2 separate regions of the Homo sapiens genome follow, and region 2 is linked to region 1. A link is an interaction called in ENCODE POLR2A ChIA-PET data of the cell type or tissue named here. Cell type or tissue: IMR-90. All regions are shown on one strand. Each heading gives the region's core, and the rest is flanking DNA. Links, peaks and the distances in the headings are about the cores only. Region 1 holds the start of MIR5191 (microRNA 5191). Region 2 overlaps NAV1 (neuron navigator 1).

Region 1 (10,912 bases), core at 5,537-8,036:
GCTGCATGGGGCACTCAGCCTTCCCACGGCACCTCTCTCTGGAGCAAAGTCCTGGCCACAGGCTCTGCTGTGACTCAGAATTTCCCTTGCTGGCTCCTTGGACTGCCCAGATGAGCTCATGCTGTCAGCTCCAAGTGGGGCAGAGGGCTGGGCTAAGCTCTGGGGACAGCGGGAGGCAGAACAGACAGCCAGATTGGGAAATCATGGGGGGTGTGGGGCAGGAAGGCTGTGTGAGGGCTAGGAAGCCTCCCCAGTTAGACTGGAAGTAGATTCCTCTCCAACTCCTGGGGCTGGAAAATTAAGAGCAAAGTTGGGACACAGGGGCAGTGGAAAAGGACTTTCTTTAGCCCAGGGTGTGGCCATTTGGGATTCTGAGGATGGGACCACACCCATGGACATATTTACATACCACCAATGACAAAGAACTCATTACCTTTCTTTTTTTATTTTTAACATAGGCTTTTTAAAAATATTTTGTTATTATTTTTAAAGACCGAGTCTCATTCTGTCGCCCACTGCCTCAGCCTCCCGAGTAGCTGGGATTACAGCTGTGTGCCATCACGCCCAGCTAATTTTTGTATTTTTAGTAGAGATGGGGTTTCACCATGTTGGCCAGGCCAGTCTCAAACTCCTGGCCTCAAGTGATCCACACGCCTTGGCCTCCCAAAGTGCTGGGATTACAGGCGTGAGCCACCGCGCCCGGCCAACTCACTACCTTTCAGTCACCCCGGTGCATTGTGGGATTGCAGCAACTCTGATGTGGAACTGCACTTAGTCTTAAGTAGCTTTCAGCCGTTGGCTGTAGTTCTTCCTGCTTAGATGACCCTTCTCCTTCTCCTTCCTTGTACTACTCCTCCCCCTATCCCCAGCCCATGCCCGCATCTTGGACACTCAGCCCTTTACTCCCAGACATCTCGAGTATTTTAAATGGTAAGATAAATCAAAACTCTCTGGGGATTACCTCTGCTCAGGCCAGCAGAACCCTGACTACTGAAAGGGAGGTGACCAAGGAAGTCCTGGAAAAAGGTGGATGGTGGGGGCTCCAGGACCCCCTTACATCTGTCCCTTACTGCCATCCCTCATAGCCCCAAGCCCCCAGCAGGAGCCCAAGTGAAGCAGGGATCTGGCAGAGCTTGGCTTATCAGTTTAGGACCCAGCGGATGAAATCTTGGACATCTGCCTTCCCCCATCCAAGGAAATTGTTGGAACATCTCTCAGCACCAAGTCACCCACCAGCCTCATGCCAAAGACACCAGAAAGTGCTTAGTTGCTGAGAGGGCCACACCCCAAATGACTCACTCACAGGAGTAGGAGAGAAGTAGCAGCTCCAGCCTCCTGGTGCCACTGACTCAGAGCAGCCAGCCCCCAGTCCCTCCGTTAAGCCGGACAGCTTGACCCTAGGCAGGCGCTATTGGTTTTCTGCTTCTAGTGGGAAAGGGGAGGCTTCAATCAAGCCTTTTGCATAATGCTGACTGGTTTAGGGGGAGCGTCTAGGGCCTCTGGCTTCTGCCTCCCTTTATAGGAAAGGAACCAAGAGCCCCGGAGCTGGTTTTTCTGTTTACTGTGGACCTAGAGCCACTTCCTCTCATAGGCTTTGGTTTATATTATTCCTGTTCCACACTGGTAGCCAAAACAATGATTCCCTGACTTTTTATGGCTCTTTTTTTTTTTTTTTTGAGACAGAGTCTCACTGTCTCCCAGGCTGGAGTGCCTTGGCATGATCTCAGCTCACTGCAACCTCTGTCTCCCAGGTCAAGCGATTCTTCTGCCTCAGCCTCTGAAGTAGCTGGGACTACAGGTGCGTGCCACCACACCGGCTAATTTTTGTATTTTTAGTAGAGATGGGGTTTCACCATGTTGGCCAGGCTGGTCTAGAACTCCTGACCTCAGGTAATCCACCCACTTCGGCCACCCAAAGTGCTGGGATTACAGGTGTGAGCCACCACGCCCTGCCGGCTCTTTTACTTTTTAAAGGGCTTTCTATCAATGAGCCCTTCCCTTAGCCCTGGAAGTAGACAGGATATATACATACTCCCTGGGTTAGAGAATGAGGCTGGGGGCAGGGAGGCACCTGCCAGAGTCACGCTGGCTGATGAGGGTAGGTTCTGTACTCTGCATGCTCAGAACCCATGCCAGCTGTGTGCCAGGCACAGCGCTGGGCACTGGCTCCCCAGAACACACACAAGCTTCATCCTCGGAGCTTATGGTCCAGTGTGTGCTTCCTGCAAGGCTGTTTTCACCCAGGAACTCCCAGGATAACTGGATTCCATTCCTTTTCAGAAGCCTTTACTCCTGTGCTGCTTCCTCAATTTCTACTGGTTCATTTCCCCCAGCGAGGAGAGTCTGGGTCAGACTGTGGCTGGAGAGGAAATGAAACTGTGTCCTCCCCAGAGAAAGGCAAGCCTGAAGGGTGGGTGCAGGGCTGGAATTCAAGAACTGAGGATCTGAGCTAGAATCCCCCTCACCAAGCTTAAGTCTAGAGATGTCTAGAGATGTGTTTGGGGGAACTGAAAAAAAAAGAGAGAGCTGTGGAATAGGGGAAGAGGCAATTTTAGTACAAATAACTAAACAGGGGCAGGCCAGGAATAGAATTGAGGAACCCAGATGCTGAGTGCAGCCCTCACTCCCACACTAGTATATAACCATGGTGTAGGCTAACTACCCAAACCAGCTTCCCTGGAGATCCCCGCCACCCTCTTAGTATGGTTAGCATCATCCTCTTCCTCCCCTGTCTCATCCCATGGTCAAGGTCAGCTTGCTTTTATCAAGCACTTACTGCACAGGGCGCTGGACTGAGTTTTCTGATGAGAACTTCCTTGCTTTTTACTCACACATCCATCGTGGGTTTGCTCCTCTTTGATTCATTCTAGAGCACCAGCTCTAGGCCAGGTGCCATGCAAAGTGCTGAAATACCGTGGTGAGTGAGCAAGGCAGACAAAGTCGCACCATCACTACAGTCTCTGGCTTCGGGGCACATCGGTTTCTGTCCAAGGAGATGTGATGTCTAGGTCCACAGTAATTAGAAGCCGAAACAAGACACTGTATGAGGCAGAGCTGCAGAACACAAAGGGGTTCCTAAAGGGCTGCCAGAAGCAGGGTGCAGTGGCTCACGCCAGTAACCCCAGCACTGTGGGAGGCCGAGGTGGGAGGATTGCTTGAGTTCAGGAGTTCAAGACCAGCCTGGACAACATGGCAAAACCCCATCTCTATAAAAAATACAAAAATTAGCCAGATGTGCTCATGTGTGCCTGTCGTCCCTGCTACTTTGGGGCTGAGGCAGGAGGGTCACTTGAGCTCGGGAGGTCAAGGCTGCAGTGAGCCGTGTTTGCACCACTACACTCCAGCCTAGGCAACAGAGTGAGACCCTGTCTCAAAAATAAGTAAATAAGTAAAAAGAGTTGGCAGGGCCAGGAGGGGAGCCGCTGGGCATGGACACGGTCAGGAAGCCCTCCAGAGGGCCAGAAGCAGCTGCCACTGATTGCCCTGACTGGCCAGGGCCTCCCCCATCTTGCCCACAGGACTACTGCCAGGACCCCAGCACACTCAGTTTCAAGAGCGTTTGGATCCCTCAAGTTCTGCTGGTTAGAAAATAAGACCGTATTTTCTCAGGTCCAATAGAGACAACTTTGGAAATTTTTCTTCTTTTCAAGGAACTTGATAGAAACCAGAATGGAAAAATCAATGTCCCACTCCCATTCCAGCCCCCAAAGTGGCTAAGCAATGGATGTGTTCACAGAGCAGTGATTGCTTGGGCTCATGTAACTCATGTCCAGCCACAGATTGCCTCAGTTGCCCCAGCTTTCTTGGCCACCAAACCCCGTTTCGCTTACTTAGTCCTGTCTGGCTTAATTAGGATAAGTTATGGAGACCCTGCCTGAGGCTGATTTGGGCTGGCCCCACTGCTAGGCTAGATGGAATTATGGGTCTCAGCCTGAACCCAAGTCCAAGCCACCCCTTCAACCAGATTCCAGTTGTATTTCCTCTCTGCAGCCCGCCTGGCCCTATCTCCTTCCCTAGTCCCCCAGGTTCCCCTAGTCTCAGGCCATCCAGCACTCACCTGGGCATTGCTCCCTTGGCCTGGTCTAGCAGGGCCTGAGGCTTGAGACTCTGGACATTTGGCTTCACCCCCATGTCTGGTTCCCTGTGTCCTCTCCTTTGTCCAGTTAAGGCTGCTTCTATTCTCTGGGGAGGCTTATTTCCCCTGCTGCCCTAGGCCTGTGGCTTGGACCAGTCTTACTGGGGACCTGCCATACATCCCAGATTCCCAAAGCTTTTCCTATACTCTCTGCACTCTACTTCAGCTTTCCTATATATGATGTTTGGGAATCAGCTAGCCCTCAGCTAATTACTAGAAGAGAGGTGATGGACACACCATTAACAAAATGACCAAGGCCTTCTAAGCTCAAGTGACCAGTCTCTCCCACTTGCCTCCAGGTCTGTTGACCCCTTCCATATACCAGGCACTGTGTTCTGTCTGTACATATGTGATCCTTACAACTCTATAAGGTAGATGTTATGCCATTATCCCCATTGTACAGATGGGGAAACTGAAGCTTTAGTTATTTACTTTCCTTGGGCTCCTTTACTAACCAATACCAAAAAAGAATTCAAACCTAGGTCATATTACACAATCTAGGGTCTTAACAGTATACAGGATTTCTTCCCTAGCCACTTAATTAAGATCATTTCCTTTGTCAAACAGATAACGTATCACAAAGGTAACACACAACCAGAGGCCTCATGGAGGAGGTGGAGCTTGGGCAGGTGGGGAGGAGGTGACAGGGCCTGTGGGTGGAGGGGAGGCATTGCTGGGGTGCATGTGAGGGGACAGGGCACACGGCGGCTGTGCCAAGGACTAAGTAGTGCCTTCTGCTCTCCACCCAGCTCCCTGGAGATGACCTGCTACGACAGCGATGATGCCAACCCACGCAGCGTGTCCAGCCTCTCCAACCGCTCGTCCCCTCTGTCATGGCGCTATGGCCAGTCCAGTCCGCGGCTGCAGGCTGGTGACGCGCCCTCTGTGGGTGGGAGCTGCCGCTCGGAGGGGACGCCCGCCTGGTACATGCACGGCGAACGGGCCCACTACTCCCACACCATGCCCATGCGCAGCCCCAGCAAGCTCAGCCATATCTCCCGCCTGGAGCTGGTCGAATCCCTGGACTCGGATGAGGTGGACCTCAAGTCCGGCTACATGAGCGACAGTGACCTCATGGGCAAGACCATGACGGAGGATGATGACATCACTACCGGGTAAGCGCAGGGGCTTCTTGGATGGCGGGGGAGGATGGTGGAAAGACCACTGGGATGCGACGCCTTAAAAGTGGAGTGGAACCCAAAACGGGTTTTGGTTTGCTGTGCTGCTATGAAAGTACACAAAAGTGTGCTGTGTACACTTTGTGATTGCCTCTGAAATTCGATGTGGTTTATTCTAGACTTGGGTGTGGTGTAGGCAGGGCCTACATCCAAGGAGCTGATTGGTCAATGAAGGCGCCTCCCTCTCATTGGTCTCTGTGGCTGTCATTCTGTCACCCTCCTCCCTGGCTCTTTGCCCTCAATAAACTGGCTCAAAGAGCCTTGGAAAAGCATTTTATTCCCAGCTCTTATGCGAACTCTGTGTAGACCCTGGACAACTAAATCTGCTTTCCCATTTGCAAAAAAAAAAAAAACCAAAAAGGTTATTAACATCGTATCTGTCTACCTAAGAAGAGAAAATGAGAGCTTGTGGGTGAAATCGCTAGTCAAACAGTGAGTAGCAGCAGTAGCTCCACTTCCTTTGCCAGGGGTTCGTAACCCCTCAGTTCCCTATCCGACCCCTGTGGTCCTCAGTGTCTGCTCCTTGGGTTTCTTCCTGTGCAAACCTTCTACCAATCATGCAACTTCCTAATCCCTACCCAGCGTGTCAAATCCTTCTTTCCTGCCTTTTGCCCTGCAGGGACCCTCATCTTCTTATATTTTTCTGCCTTAATTGACAGAGTTGTGCCTATGCCTTCCAACCTTGGAAGAGTTGGCCAGGACCCCAAGCCCCCAGCACTTCATTCTTGCTGTCCTCTCCTGGTCTGGGAGGATAGAAGAGAGGATAGGAAGAATGAAGTGCTGGGCGCTTAGGGGGATCCTGGCCAACTCTTCCAAGCCCAGAGACAGGAGAGAGGCAGTGGTTCTGGAAGCTTCTCTGGAGCACCTCTTAGCCTACTGCCACTTTCACTCTCCCTTCTTGGTTTGCTGGTGCCCTCCTCCGCCAAGGGGCCATACAAGTAGCAGCAGCATCCCTTCCCTTCCTTCTCAGGGACTTAATATCTTACTGCCAGGGCCTGCCTCTCCCCAATAAAAATCCCAGACTTCAAGGGAGTGGAAAGTAGCCTCTCCTCGGAAAAGACGAGAGCCAAGCTCCAGGCCATCCACTGTTCCCCACCCCCATCTCCACCCCTGCAGAGAACTTGGAGGGATCTGGTTAGGGCTTGTCCAGCTGATGAGGCTGCTCTGGAGCAAAACAACTGACGCATGAATGGAGTTGTTTACTGCCTGTTAAATCCCAGGGGCCAGCCCAACCTCGCGCTCACGCTCAGATCCACCAGCCTGGAGCTGGGACCAGAGAAAAGCCATGCAGTGCACAGATCCTGAGCTCCTTCTGTGGTCAGAGGCCTGTGCTGGGCAGGAAGGAGAGCCAAGGTGTGTGAGGAGCTGCTCCACACAGCCTCTGCCCTAGGAAGCTGCCAGGGACTGCCTGAGGAAGTGTCAGGTCACTGCCCTCCTCTGAGAATCCCAGGAGGGTGCAGAGGGTGGCACAAGCCCTGCGGGGCTGAGTCTTTAGAAAGTCCCCCATGTGTTAGAAGAACCATAGCCCTAGACCCTAGGGAGCTTCCAGACAGGGGAAGTGATAGGACCCCTGCCCAGCACAGCTCCCAGATTGATGGAGGTGACGGGGCCCCTGCCCAGCACAGCTCCCAAACTGATGGAAACGAGATCCCTCTGAGAGCCCTTCACCCCACCAACCCACCTGATGGCCATGGCAGAAAATACCCCAAGTGTTGCAAGGTACAGGAGCCCTGCTTGGAGACGTCGCAGTCTGAGGAAGGTGGCAGGACTTCCGGCTCTTAACTAGCTGTATGAGCTTGAGCAAACTGGTTCACCTCCCCAGGCTTTCTTTCATTTGTCTATCTGTCAAATGCAGATAACAGTAGAACTTATCTCAGGGTTCTGATGAGGATTCAATGGGTTAATATATGTAAAGTACTTAGAATAATTCCTGGCTCATTGTAAATGCTCACTAAATGATAGCTATTATTTTTGTTGCTATATTATTTTTGTTGTTATTAGAGTCCCAGACTGATGGAGAGACATGATTCTTACCGTCAGGGGTGTGTAGTCTGACCAGAGTCCCACTTACTCAGCATCAGCAGCAAAGACAGATCTAGTAGCAGCTGGTCAATCCCAGGGGCATAGATAATAGGCTGTGGGGGCATGGAATGCAGGGGGAAAGGGTAGGAAAGACCCCCTTTATCCCCCCTCTAACACCCTTGCTTTATCCTCCTTCCTCTGGACAGGATGTGTGTTCCCGAATCCATTTTTTAAAAATTAGAGTTCACCGAGACTAGCATGAATAAGAACTTGCCTTCCCTGCACAGCCCCCAGCTGTAAGCCTTGGGAAGCCTGGAGTTTGCATGGGGAACACAGAATCAATTGTTGGCATGGCAATATCCATAAAGTGGACCTTCCTGTAAACTGTGATGCTAGTTTACAAGATCATTTCACATGCATTTTTTATGGTCAACCTTCAGTTAGCAGTAACCCTTAACACGAGTTTGTTAACTTCCCTGCTGGGACTGTAAACATGGCCATCTGAGAAGTCAGAGTTGAAGGGAATCAACTTATAATCCCCAGTAATTTAATGTAAACAGTCACTCCTCGATTATGGGTTTTCATGGTTAAGTGTTGTTGTTGTTTTAATTAGTAACAGGGCAACCTGGATTCCAGCGACTCTTTAAGTGAACATGCAAACCTGAGCTGTCGTTGCTCAGCCTCCTGTTGGTCTTCTCATCCCCACTGTGGTTTCCATCTAGATGTTATAATTTAGAAAATGTCCTATTTCTTAAAAAACTGTTTTTCTAGTCATTAAAGGGGTAGGACTGTTCCCTGTAGGGATAGCTTCAGCGCTTCCCTCCACACTGCGACACCCCTGCCCACCCATCAGCCTCGGCCCACTGCAATTTACTTTCCCACCTCCCAAGAGCTCCCAGCACTGGGCCAGCAGAAAAGCTGATCTTTCCCCACTGGGTGACATAATCGGCTCCAAGCTATCCGAGTGAGCCATAAAAGATGACAGTAATTCTGGCGCTTTCTCCACACTCTGTTTATCTGCGGGGGGATCATCCCTTTGACGGCTCTTCCCAAGCCCCTGTTCAGTCTCAAGTCAGCTCTCCCTACTCCCTCCAGTGACCAGGCCCCTTTCAGGTCATTAGTCAGCAAACCAAAGAAGGCAAATTCTTCAAACTGAAGTCAGCAAACTAGAAGGAAGAAAGTGACTCTGATGCTGCTACCAGAATAATCATACATGTTTTTTAAAAAGGATTTATTTTTAAAAATTGTGGTTATATATATATAACATAAAATTTACCATTTTATGTTAACCATTTTAAAGTGTACAGTTTAGTGGCATTCAGTACATTCACACTGCTGTGTAACCATCATCACGTCCATCTCCAGAATTCTGTCTTCTCCCCAAAGAGAAACTGTACCCATTAAACAGTAGCTACCCTTTCCTCCTCCCTTCAGCTCCTGGGAGCCACCATTCTACTTTTCGTCTCTATGAATTTGACTACTCTAGGTAACCCATATAAGTGGAATCATACAGTCTTTGTTGTTGTTGTTGTTTAATGACTGGCTTATTTACTTAGCATAATGTCATCAGGGAGCATTTATGTTGTAGCGTTAGAATTTCATTCTTTTTTCAGGTTGAACTCTATTCTGTTGTAGGTATACGCCACATTTTGTTTACCCATTCATCTGTTCATGGGTTGTTACCACCTTTTGGCTATTGTGAAGAATGTTGCTCTGAAAATTAGTGTCCAAATATTATTCAAGTCCCTGCTTTCGGTTCTTTTTGGGTATATACCTGGAAATGGAATTGCTGTATCATATGGTAATTCTATGTGTTTTTTGTTTGTTTGTTTGTTTGTTTGTTTTGAGGAACCACCATACCGTTTTCCACAATGGCTGCACCATTTGATATTTCTACCAGCAATGAATGAGGGTTCTAATTTCTCCGAATTCTCCCCAACATTTACTATTTTCTGTTTTGTTTGTATTTATAGTAGCCATCCTGGCCAGGCGCGGTGGCTCACACCTGTAATCCCAGCACTTTGGGAGGCTGGGTTGGGTAGATCACTTGAGGTCAGGAGTTGGAGACCAGTCCGGCCAACTGGTGTGGGGTGAAACCCCATCTCTACCAAAACTACAAAAACTAGCTGGCGTGGTGGTGCGTGCCTGTAATACCAGCTATTCGGGAGGCTGACACAGGAGAATTGCTTTAACCCAGGAGGCGGAGGTTGCAGAGAGTCGAGATTGCACCACTGCACTCCAGCCTGGGCGACAGAGCGAGACTCCAACTCAAAAAAAGAAAAAACCCATCCTGATGGAGGCGAAGTGGTTATCTCATTGTGGTTTTGATTTCTGTAGTGATTAGTAATATGGAGCAGCTTTATGTACTTATTAGCTATTTGTACATCTTCTTTGGAGAGATATCTATTCAAGTCCTTTGCCCATTTTTAAATTGTGTTGTTTAATTTCTTTTTGAGTGTTAAGAGTTCTTTATATATGCTAGATATGAACCTTTTATCACATGTATGATTTGGAGATATTTTCTTTCATTCTGTGTATTGGGTTTCCTTTTCATTCTGTAGATGTATCCTTTGATGCACAAAAGCTTTTTATTTAGATGAAATCCATTTTATCTGTTTTTTTCTTTTGTTGGCTATGCTTTGAGTGTCATATCTAAGAAATCACTGCAAAATCTAACGCCATGCAGCTTTTCCCCTACGTTTTCTTCTGAGAGTTTTATAGCTGATGGGGTTTTTTGGAAATACAAATTCTAAGCCTCAGACTTACCAATGCAGAATCTCTGCTACCCAGAAAGCCACATTTTTCTAAAGCTTCTCAGTAATTTTAGACTAGTCCATGTTCCTATCTAGTACAATAATCTTATCTACAGTATCCCTGACAGACAGTCTTTCATCCTTGGCTTGCATAGGCACAGTGATGGGAAGCTTATTCCATATCATACAGAATTAAGTTATAAGAAAGTTTCTAAATATTCAACTGAAATCTGTTTCGCTGTAACTTCTACCTATTGATTCAAATTCTGTCATCTGGGAAAAATAGAATAAGGGTGTAACTCTTCATCCAAATATTTCAACATGTTCTTAATATAGCTCAAATATTCTCTAGACCAAAAAGAAAAAGAAAAAGTCCCTAGCTTATTTCAGTACTTTTTTCAATGACCCAGTTTTTCGAACCTTTCATTGTCCTGGTCACCCTCCTCTGGAAGCTCTCAGGACGTCAATGACCCTCTTAAAATTTGGCACCTAGACTGATCACCCGCTTGACACTAGAAGTAGTCTCGCCAGGGTAATATCCAAATCATGACACTGCAGACAACTTTGAGTTGGCTGCTGACTGTCCTAGATGACAGCTCGGGCCATTTTTACCACTTGGAAATACAAAAGGAATTTGTTTTTCTAAAAATAGGAAAGTCTGGAATTTAATCTAAATAAGAAGATAAGTTTCACAGCCATCTGTCCTTCCATCCCTGGCATCCATTGGAGTGGGAGGGGAATAGAGGATGGGTACCCATACAGAGGTGGATGCAGGCACTGAGTAGAGGAGGCACACGTGCCTGATGGGAGGAGGTCAGAGGGCC
Region 2 (10,912 bases), core at 2,916-5,415, 140 kb before region 1:
CATCTGAAACTAGTGTCATCACTGGAAAGGTTGCATGGAAGAGCCCTCCTTCAAAAGTAAATAATCAAACTTTGTTTAAAGGCCTGACAATGTTCATTTGTGTTGATCAAGCTCAGACTGAATTATGCATAGGCACATGGCCTGTGCCTGAGGAATTTACCATGTAGGCCAGACACCCTGACTGATTCAAAGGATGTACAGACAGCAGGACATCAAGTCGAGGCAGGCCACAGGGAGCTGACCCTGGAGTGCTGATTTCACAGAACGTGGCTGCTAAGTCCAGATAATGTTTCATCTCCTGATATGTGTGTGTGTATGCGTGTGTGTGTGTGTGCACACCTGTACCGTATTCACACTTTTTCAAGGGGAAAGAAGAAAGGAAGGAAGGAAGGGAGGGGAATAAAAACAAATCTTTTTGAAGTGGAGCCATGTGACCCCAGGTAAACCCTCAGGGAGCCCCTGCCCTGCCCTGCCTCTGCACCAGTTCTTCCTGACAGAGAGCTTTGTCCCCTCCCCTACATGTCTGTCACACACCCCCTCCCTGCCTCCTGTTTTGCAGTCAGGACCCTCCATCATGACAGAGGGAGGCCCAAATTGTCTTCTGCTCCAGGCCTGCCTGCTGTACCTATCTCCCAGGGATCTTGTGATGATTAAGAGAGCTAATACATGAAAAATATATAAAATGGTGCCAGGTACCTAGTAAACACTCAACAAATATTATCTATTACTAATTGGTTTGGGGTCATGGACCCTTTTTGGGAATCTGATGAAAGCTGTGGGCATTGTGTCCAAAAAATGCATTACATTCAGCTCAGCGGGTGCCTGGACCCCAAGTTAAGAATGCCTAGTCCCAACCTGGGCAACATAGAAAGGTCCCATCTCTAAAACAATTTTAAAAATTAGCCAGGCACGGTGGCACGTGCCTGTAGTCCCAGCTACTTGGGAGGTTGAGGTGGGAGGATCGCTTGAGCCCACGAGTTTGAGGCTACAGTGAGCTATGATAGTGGCGGCACTGCACTCTAGCCTGGACATCAGAGTGCAGCCCTGTCTCTAAGAAAAAAAAAAAAGAACGAGTCTAAATAAACTGAAGAGTTCTATTTATAAGCATTTACTGAGCACTCTTCAGTGTAGAGGACTGGGCTGGGTACAAGGGAGAAAACAAGAAGTGACCTCAGCCTCAGGACACTCACCATGTAGTAAGGGAGAAAAGTAATACACAACTTTCTATAATCTAAAGTAGGAAGTGTTAAATCCCCACAGAGAGAGTCAGGTAAAATGCTGGGGAGTGTTGACGAGAGAGACATTCATTCTCTGGAGAGATCCAAGATTGCTCCGTGGAGCAGGTGGCATGAGAATTGGACTTTACAGGATGATGGGTTTGGGTCGAGTGGTTGTTAGCTGTGGGAAAGCACCAGGCAGAAGGAGCAGCATGAACCCAGCACTCGGAGTCAGGATGGGCCACCCAGAGCCTGTGGTGGTCAGTCCCACCCTGGACCTCAGGTTTCCTGTGAGCAAGCAAAGGAACTCAGCCCTGCTCAACCTCATAGAAAAAGAGCTTGTTGGATATCCCAGTAGCTTACTGAGCAAGTGGGAAGGCTGCAGAACCAGGCTTGGGAAACCTGCAGCTTCCAAGGAAAGCTGGTAGCCAGAACCACAGCCCAATTCGTGGCACAAGAAGCCTGCTCAGATCAATTCTGTTGCCACTGCCAGAAACTAGCTGGAGCCACCATTGCGCCTCCTACCACCACCGTCACCAGCGTTGGGAGCCCTGACCCTCCCTGCCTCTGTTTATCCTCTGCACAGACAGATTCAGTGTCTCAGGTGGAAGGAAGGAGAGCTGCGGGGCTTGTTGCCCCCGCCACACATTGCTCGGCCTCTGCTCAGACTGGGGTGCTCATGGCACTTGGCTAGGGAGGCATGGAAGACAGACAGTGCCAGAGGCCCCACACTCTCTAACATGGGGAGAGGAAAGCTGCAAAGTGCCCAGGCCATTGTCTAATCCTTGCCTGGAAAAGCCAAAGACTTTCCAGCAGCTGACACAAAGGGCCCATCTTCAACCTAGATGGTGCTTTCTCCTTTGAAGTCCTGATGCAGAGTGGAATGGCTGAAAGTGACTTAACTTTTCTTTGTTCTGATGTGTTTCTAACCCCTGGGACTCTCAGTGCTTCCCTTTTCCTGGGAATTAGTTTGGGAAGCAGCTGGGGAGAGGACCAGAGACAGAGACCTAGAGAGAGAGAGATGTGTCTTCTTCAGGGTTCCTGGTGGACCCCCCAACCTGGTCCTTACTATCTTTCTACCCTTCTTGCCCTTCTTTCTCCTTGATCCTTTGTCTCTTAGTCTACTGGCCTATGAACTGCTGAGCTATAGGATCTAGTCCTGTGCATGAGGGAATTTATAGCATGTCCAGTTCAACTCAGCCAGTATTTATTGACATCTATCTTTGGGAACACCTAAATTCACTGGAGTTGGCAGATCTTGTATTGAATTCTGTTGCAGTATTCAGAACTGCGTATCTACATCAGGGAGGCGTGTCCAATGGGATGATGAAGGTGTTTGCCCTTAGGCTGCCCCCAGTCTGTTGGAGGAAATGTTCAGGGGCCCCTTAAATTGGAAGGAAAATCCAAATCCAAACAAGGACAAATACCTAATGTCAAAAATGAACATGAGTCCTGGAGGAGCACGGAGTGGTGACGTAACAACATCTGAGGCCAATTAAGGACAGTTTCTTTGATAAAGTGTTTCTCGAGTTTATTATGAAGGAAGGAGGGAAGGGACAAATTATGAAGAGAGAGAGACTGTAGGCTAGAGCATTTATTTGCATCTTGGTCCTTGATCACCAGGCATGGGGTATTTCTTCCCTGATTTCCTGTGTTCTTTCACTTACTCAATTATTTATTCGTGCATGCTTTCCACAATTGTTGACTTTTATTAAACTTTTAATTCTGAGACATTGTAGATTTGCATGCAATTGTAAGAAACACCACAAAGGGATCCTGGATACCCTTTACCCAGCTTCCCCCAGTGTTAACATCTTGCAAAACTGTAGTACAATATCACTACCAGGATATTGGCCCGGCTGCTGTAAAGACACAGAACAGTCCTGTCACCACAGGGATCCCTCATGTCGCCCTTTTAAAGGCACGCCCACTTCTCTCCTGCCTCCACCCTTTCTTTGACTCCTGGCAACTACTAATATGTTTGCCATTTCTATACTTTTGCCATTTCAAGAATGTTATATGAATGGAATCATAGAGCATATTCCTTTTGGGAACAGTTATTTTTCACTTAGCATAATTCTGTGGAGATTCATCCAGGTGTGTGTATCAATAGTTCAGTTGTTTCTGTTGCTGAGTAATATTCTATGATATGGATGTACCATAGTTTGTTTAATCATTCATTATTGAAAGACATGGGTTGTCTCCAGTTTGGGGCTATTAAGAATAAGCTGATAAGCTGGGGATGGTGGCATGTGCCTGTAATCTCAACTAATCAGGAGGCTGATGGAGGAGGATCCCTTGAGCCCAGGAGTTCAAGACCAGTCTGGGCAACACAGCGAGACCCTCTCCAAAAAAAAAAATAATAAAGCTAATATATTCATTCGTGTAGAGGTTTTTGTGTGAACATAACTCTTCATTTCTCTGAGATGTACAGTTGTTGGGTCACGTGTTAGTTGCAAGTTAATTTTTTTAAGAAACTGCCAAATCACTTTCCAAAGTGGGTGTACCATTTTACATTTCTACCAGCAATGTATGAATGATCCAGTTTCTCTGCATCTCACCAACATTTGGTGTTGTCATTGCTTTAAAATTGTAGCCATTCTAATATGTATGTAGTAATATCTCCTCATGGTTTTAATTTGCATTTCTCTAATTGCTAATGATTTTGAATTTCTTTTCACGTGCTTATTTAGACATCTCTTTGGTGCTATATCTCTTCATGTCTTTTGCCTATTTCCTAATTGAATTGTTTGGTTTTTGGTGAGTTTTGTTTTGTTTTGTTTTGAGACAGAGTTTTGCTCTGTCATCTAGGCTGGAGTGCAGTGGTGCCATCACAGCTCACAACCTCAACCTCCTGGCCTCAAGCAATCCTCCCATCTTAGCCTCCCAAGTGCTGGGATTACAGGAGTGAACCACTATGCCTGGCCTGACTGTTGAGTTTTGATTGCTCTTTCTGTATTATAAGTGCTGGTTCTTTGCTGGATATGTGGTTGACAAATATTTTCTCCTACTCTGTATGTCTTTTGTAACATTGTAACAGGGTCTTTTACAGAATGAAACATTTTAATTTTGAGGAAGTCTAATTTATCAATTTTTCCTTTTATGGATTGTGCTTTTGTTATCAAGTCTAAGAACTCTTTGCCAAAGATTTTTAAAATATTTTTTCCTCAAAGTTTTATATTTTTATGTTTCGCATTTAAACACACAATCCATTTGGGTTAACTTTGGCATAAGGCCTGAGACTTAGATTTTTTTTTTTTTTTTTTTTTTTTGGCTATGGATGTCCAATCACTCCAGCACCATTTGTTGGAAAAGCTGTTTTTCCTTTATTAAATTACTTTTGCACCTTTGTCAAAAATCAGTTGGGCATATTTGTGTGGGTCTGTTTCTGGATTCTCTATTCTGTTCCTTTCTGTTTGGAGAACTTCCTTTAGCTATTCTTTTAGAGTAGTCCTTCTGGCAACAAAGTCTCTTAGTTTCTCTTCATCTGAGAATGTTCTTGATTTCCCCTTTATTCCTGAAGAATATTTTTACTGGGTATAGGATTATGAGTTGACAGTTCTTTTTATTTTCCCCCCAGCACTTGAAAAATATTGTGCCACTTCCTTCTGTCCTCCGTGGTTTCCAATGAGAAATCTACTGTCATTTGAACCCTTTCCACCTGTAGATTAAGGTTTCCTGTTTCTCTTCCTGCTTTCAAGATTGTTTCTTTGTCTTTAACTCGCAGATGCTTAATTTGTGATTTCTTTAGGTCTATCTTGTTTGGCATTTGCTCAGATTCTTGAATCTGTGGGTTTATGTCTCTTGCCAACTTTGCAAAGTTTTCAACTATTTTTTCTTGGAGTACTTTTTCAGCACCATCCTCTTTCTTTTCTCTTACCAGAACTTCAATAACACGAAAGTTAGATCTTTTGTTATAGTCCCACAGGCCCCTAAGAATCTGCTCTGCTTTTTGTTTTGGTCTATTTTCTTTCTGTTGTTCATATTGGTTAATTTCTATTGTTCTATCTTCCAGTTCTCTGATTGTTCTCCTTAATTCTACTGTTGATCCCATCCACTGAGATCAACACTTCAGTTACTGTATTTTTCAGTTTAAAATTTTCCATTTGGTTCTTCTTTATAGCTTCTGTTCTTTGTTCTTCATTACCCCTGGGCTAGGGGTAGGAGTTCCAGCTCCCTGCTTGGTTTCCAGGGGAACTGAGCTGAGGGTGGCTTATCTCTGGGTAATGATGAAAGTTCTGTCTCTCCACTAGGCCTCCTCTTATACCACACTGTGGGAAGCAGGAAGGGTGCCTTATTACTGCTAGGTGGGGGTGGAAGTCCAGGCTCCGCATATGGGCTCCACTGATAATGAATGGCCTCATTACCAGGAGGAGGGGATGGAACTTTGGGCTTGCTACTCAGCCTTCTCTGACACCACCCTAGTGGGGTTGTTGGGCACTTCATCATGGCCTGGTGAAGGTGAACTCTAGGCTCCCCACTTGCCCTTCGCTGCCCTGGATGAAAGTGGGAGCACAATTTTTCCTATGGCGTTTGGCTGGAGTGAACTATCTATCATCTAAAAGTTTGAACAACTATCATCATTCAAACTTTATCATTGAACAACTATCATCTAAAAGTTTTCTGGTCCGGGCATGGTGGCTCACACTTCTAATCCCAGCACTTTGGGAGGCCGAGGTGAGTGGATCACCTGAGGTCAGGAGCTCGAGACCAGCCTGGCCAACATGGTGAAACCCCATCTCTACTAATAATATAAAAATTAGCCAAGCATGATGGCACACACCTGTAATCCCAGCTACTCGGGAGGCTGAGGCAGCAGAATCGCTCGAACCTGGGAGGCGGAGGTTGCAGTGAGCCAAGATCACACCGTTGCACTCTAGCCTGAGCGGCAAGAGCAAAACTCAGTCTCAAAAAAAAAAAAATGTTCTGTCTTTCTGGGCTGCCACTTTCCTGGCCTTTGGCTGGAGAAAGCAGGCTTTTGTTGAGGCTTCTTTTGTTTGCACCCATTGGCATTTCTGGGTTGATGACTTCTTCAGCTCCAAGTCTGGAATTTATGAAGAAAAAAACAAACAAATGAACTCAGAGACCTCATCGCCATGTTGTTCCTTGAGTCCCAAGGTCCCTACTTCATCCACCCTTTTTTTATTTTGAGACAGAGTCTTACTCTATCACCCAAGCTGGAGTGCAGTGGCACAATCATGGCTCACTGCAACCTCTGCCTCCTGGGTTCAAGCAATTCTCATGCCTCAGCCTCCCGAGTAGCTGGGATTACAGGCATGCACCACCACGCCTGGATAATTTTTGTATTTTTAGTAGAGATGGAGTTTCACCATGTTGGCCAGGCTGGTCTTGAGCTCCTGGTGTCAAGTGATCCACCCACCTCGGCCTCTCAAAACGCTGGGATTACAGACATGAGCCACTGTGCTTGGCCTCAGTCTACCTTTTTATCTCCACCTTTCAGAGTCTTCTTATGTTTGCTTTATATATAATGTCCAGGGTTTTTAGTTGTAAGTACAACTATTGGGAGGAATAAGGAAAAGTACTTGTATTAGGGTTCTTCAGAGAAACAGACCGATAAGATATAAAAATAGATACACGAGAGGGGATTTACTATGGGAATTGGCTCATGTGATTTTGGAGGCTGAGAAGTCCCATGATAGGCTGTCTGTAGGCTGAAGAACCAGGGAAGCCAGTAGCATGGCTCAGTCCAAGTCTAAAGGCCTCAGACCCAGGCAAGCCAATGATGTAGTTCTCAGCCCAAGGCCAAAGGCCTGAGAAACTGGGGGGAAGGGTGGTCTCTGGCGCAAATCCCAGAATCCAAAAGCCAGAGAACCTGGAGTTCTTGATGTCCAAGGGCAAGAGGAGAAAACTGTCCCAGCTCCAGGAGAGAGAGAGCAAATTCACTTTTTTGTTCTGCCTTTTTGTTCAGCCTGGACCCTTAGCAGATTAGATGGTGGCTGCCCACATTGGGTGAAGACAGATCTTCCTTACTCAGTCCACTGACTCAAATGCCAATCTCTTCTGGAAACACCATCACAGACATACCCAGAAATAATGTTTACTAGCTACCTGGGTATCCGTTAATCCAATCAAGCTGACAGCTAAAATTAACAATCACAGTACTCCAGCTTCCAGAATTTTTCTTGAACACCTGTTCTGTGCCAGCCCATAAAGACAAATAAAATTTTTTTTTGGTTCTCAAAGAGTTCAAAGCCTAGCAAACAAATAGATCAATACCATCCAAGTATTTAGAACATGAGGTTTTCAGCCAGGAGTGATGGCTCATGCCTGTAATCCCACCACTTTGGGAGGCTGAGGCGGGTGGATCACTTGACGTCAGGAGTTCGAGACCAGCCTGGCCAACATGGTGAAACCCCGTCTCTGCTAAAAATACAAAAAATAGCTGGGCGTGGTGGCGCACGCCTGTAATCCTAGCTATTCAGGATGCTGAGGCAGGAGATTGCTTGAACCCAGGAAGCAGAGATTGCAGTGAGCCGAGATCCCACCACTGCACTCCAGCCTAGGTGACAGAGCAAGACTGTCTTAAAAAAGAAAAAAAAAAGAATATGAGATATTCTGGAGGCTTAAAGGAGGTGGGAGTCATCGCCCTACTTGGGATGGGGTTGGGGGAAGAATGGTTTCTTAGAGGAGGTAGGTTATGCTTGAGCTAAACTTTGAAAGATAAATGGATTTCTGGATGGACACGATGGTAAAGGGCATCCCACCAGGCAACACAGCAGCTACAAAGGCATAGAGGCATCAGACAACAGGAGGGGCAGAGTACTCACTGCAGGTTGTTCGTGGGGGCCGGTGCATGGCATAGGGAAAGGAAGACAAAACAGGAGAAGTTAGCAGAGGTAGGGAATGGGGTAGAGACTGGATCATAGAAGGAGTTGTTTGCCATGCTTACCCTTAAAGGCTTTCTGAGCAGTCATCCTGGGATGGACAGGGCAGGGAGTGGAGAGACCAGCGAGCAGGTTTTTGTTACGGTTCGAGTGAGGGTTGAACACAGGCAGTGGTGGTGGAGATGGGTTGCAGGGATAATCTTGAGAGAGATTTAGGAGACAAGATTCACAGGTTGGAATGGATGTGGGAGAAAGGAGGAGCTTAACGCCTTGGCTTAGTAGCCCCATCTGAGAAAATGAGCATCAGATTTTGAGAGGGAAAGAAAGAAACGGAGTTTAGCTGTGTTGACTGTGCGGAGTCTGTGAGCATCCCAGTAAGGATGTCAGGTGGACAAGTGTCTCAGTGGAGAAGTTAAGGCCAGAGAGAGGCAGATTTGAGAGTCATTACATAGAATCAGTAGTTAAAAACAGAGCTCCGGCCGGGCGCGGTGGCTCATGCCTATAATCCCAGCACTTTGGGAGGCTGAGGTGAGCGGATCACCTGAGGTCAGGAGTTCCAGACCAGCCTGGTCAACATGGCGAAACCCTGTCTGTACTAAAAATACAAAAATTAGCCGGGTGTCGTGGTGGGCGCCTGTTATCCCAGCTACTCTGGAGGCTGAGGCACAAGAATCACTTGAACTCCGGAGGCAGAGGTTGCAGTGAGCTGAGATTGCACCACTACACTCGAGCCTGGACGATATAGCCAGGCTCTGTATCAAAAAAGAAAAAAATAATAAAGCTCCCTGATAAGGTTCTAAGAATTTTTTTAAAAATGACCAGAAACACCATCCTGGCTAACACGGTGAAACCCCGTCTCTACTAAAAATACAAAAAATTAGCTGGGGATGGTGGCGGGCGCCTGTAGTCCCAGCTACTCGAGAGGCTGAGGCAGGAGAATGGCGTGAACCTGGGAGGCGGAGCTTGCAGTGAGCTGAGATCGCGCCACTGCACTCCAGACTGGGTGACAGAGTGAGACTCCGTCTCAAACAAACAAACAGACCAGGAACAGAGCTGCCATGTTTCACAAGTGGTCAGCAAAAGAGGAGCCATGCAGGACACCACAAATGAGACTGAGAAGGGCAAGGAAAGGCCAGTCATGAGTTTGTATCAGTCATTCTTACCAGAAACCACTTTTCATATTTGCAAGAGAGGAAATTTAGTGCTGAGAACTGGCTACATGAGAGAGAGAAGAGCTGACGAGTCAAACAGGGGAGGAAGCAGCTGCCACTCCCAGGCAGAGGCAACCAAGATCCTGGGAATCTGGAAGCACACAGGACCAGTATGGGAAGGGCTGGGCCTCCAAAGGGACTTGGATATTGCTATGACACCTCCTGAGGTAGAGGGGAAGAGAGAGGAATCCCCTGGCTTCTCCTTTCCTCCAGTGCCTCCTGTGGGCAGAAGCCAGCCAGAAACCAGCTGACTCAGGACCCTGGGACAGTCAGCCTACAGGAATCAGCCAGCCAGCTCCCCCACACAGAGAAGAGCTGGGGAATGGTGAGGAATGGATGGGAAGGAAAGGTCCAGGACAGGCCCAGAGGCCAAGGGGTGAGGAAATCCAACAAGGGAGCATGATTCTGCAGTGTCTGGTATCTCAGAGAGGTGGGCTTACGTGAGGAAGCCTGTCCTCGGGAATGGGAGAGTGGGAGAGCACTGGGGACCTAGTGAAAGAAAAGTGCTAAGGTCCAGTCCCAGCCTGGTCAACAGCCCCTGCCTGCTGATTGCAAAGCTGCTGGCTAGGAGCCAGGTCTATTACACCCTTCAACAAGCTAGACAGGATCCCAAGCAGACTGCTCTCCTTCTGAGATCCAATCACACCCCACTCTCTGATCTTAACTGTCATCCTTGCTGCTCCCTGTTCCCCTAGTCTTTGGAGAGGCTACAGGAGGCTACTGTGTATACGGGATCCCTCAGCATCCGCTGCCATAGCCCTGAGGGCTGGACCCAAGGCCTGGCATTGTGCAGCTCAGCCCATCTTCTGACTGTCCAGGTGTCTGAGTGGGGCCAACCATGGCGGCTCTACACCCTCTGGGGCTTGGCCCATTTGGTGATTTCTTAGCCTCCTCCCTGCCTGGCTGATTTCTTTGTGTGCCTCGGCTGGGCTCACGCTGCGTCAGGCTCGCCCGTGTTGGTATAATAGCCCTGATCGCTGTGCTTGTCGGAGAGGAGACAGCAGGGGCAAGGCCCCATCCAGGGCTCATCAGGCCCTGTACCCCAGCTGTGTTAATTGTCCAAGCCCTCCAACAAGCCAACCCTTTTTCCCATCTGCAATTAAGACAAAAAGCTCGTTATCTCTCCCGCTCCCATTATCTGTAGACTCTGCTAAGGGGCTCTTTCTCAAGAGCAGCACCTGCAGAGGCCAACAGAGGTTGGCATTAACTCCTTCCCTGCTGGAGATAGGAATCTCTGAGTGGGTGAAGGAGGCAGCTGAAGCTGGTAGGAATGGCTCTGGGACAGAGGGTGGCACTTGGGGCCCTGGAATGGTTCTGTTACAAGCTTGCTGGGTGTCCTTGGGCAAACAATTGACCTTTTTTGAGCCTTTGAAATCCTCTTTCTCCTTTCTTCCCAAGGAAGCCATGGAAATAAATAAGGAGCTGTTGAAGTTGCCAGCTCCCTGGAGTAACTGTGTAAACCTCCGGTCTTCTATTCTCATGGCCAATAGTGCTTCCACTGGTCAAAACTCAAGCCTCAAGATAAAGCATGTAAATAGCTTAAGAAGAGCAGTGCTGGTGCCTGGGGGAGAGGAGCCAGTCAGGACCTTCAGCTTCCCAGGGAAACTTGGATTGAGTAGAATGTAGCAATCTCACTTTG

What was found. ChIA-PET counts read pairs that join two places held together with the same protein. Peaks named below come from ENCODE experiments on the same cell type or tissue, not always from the same donor. Only the 100,000 strongest peaks of a DNase experiment are listed, where the experiment ranks them.
Region 2: POLR2A ChIA-PET joins it to region 1 with 11 read pairs; 2 of 35 experiments call an interaction of 5 or more read pairs at or near these places.

The regions. Positions count from the first base shown.
Region 1 is chr1:201,713,506-201,724,417 of GRCh38, forward strand. NAV1 (neuron navigator 1) reads left to right here. Exons shown (of 34, transcript NM_001389617.1): 7 at 4,885-5,250. All of the region lies in intron 2 of IPO9-AS1 (IPO9 antisense RNA 1), which reads right to left. MIR5191 (microRNA 5191) reads left to right here and starts at 6,003; the gene lies at 6,003-6,122. It overlaps LOC124904483 (a long non-coding RNA gene), which reads right to left. Exons shown (of 2, transcript XR_007066790.1): 2 at 8,550-10,912. RefSeq lists enhancers at 1-112, 1-250, 6,119-6,765. In IMR-90, for the core only: no CTCF peak of the experiment used is centred there; a DNase peak (open chromatin) is centred at 6,496; H3K27ac peaks cover 2,072 bases.
Region 2 is chr1:201,573,008-201,583,919 of GRCh38, forward strand. All of the region lies in intron 1 of NAV1 (neuron navigator 1), which reads left to right. Among named protein-coding and RNA genes, the nearest start is that of NAV1, 39 kb to the left of the region's middle. In IMR-90, for the core only: no CTCF peak of the experiment used is centred there; no DNase peak of the experiment used is centred there.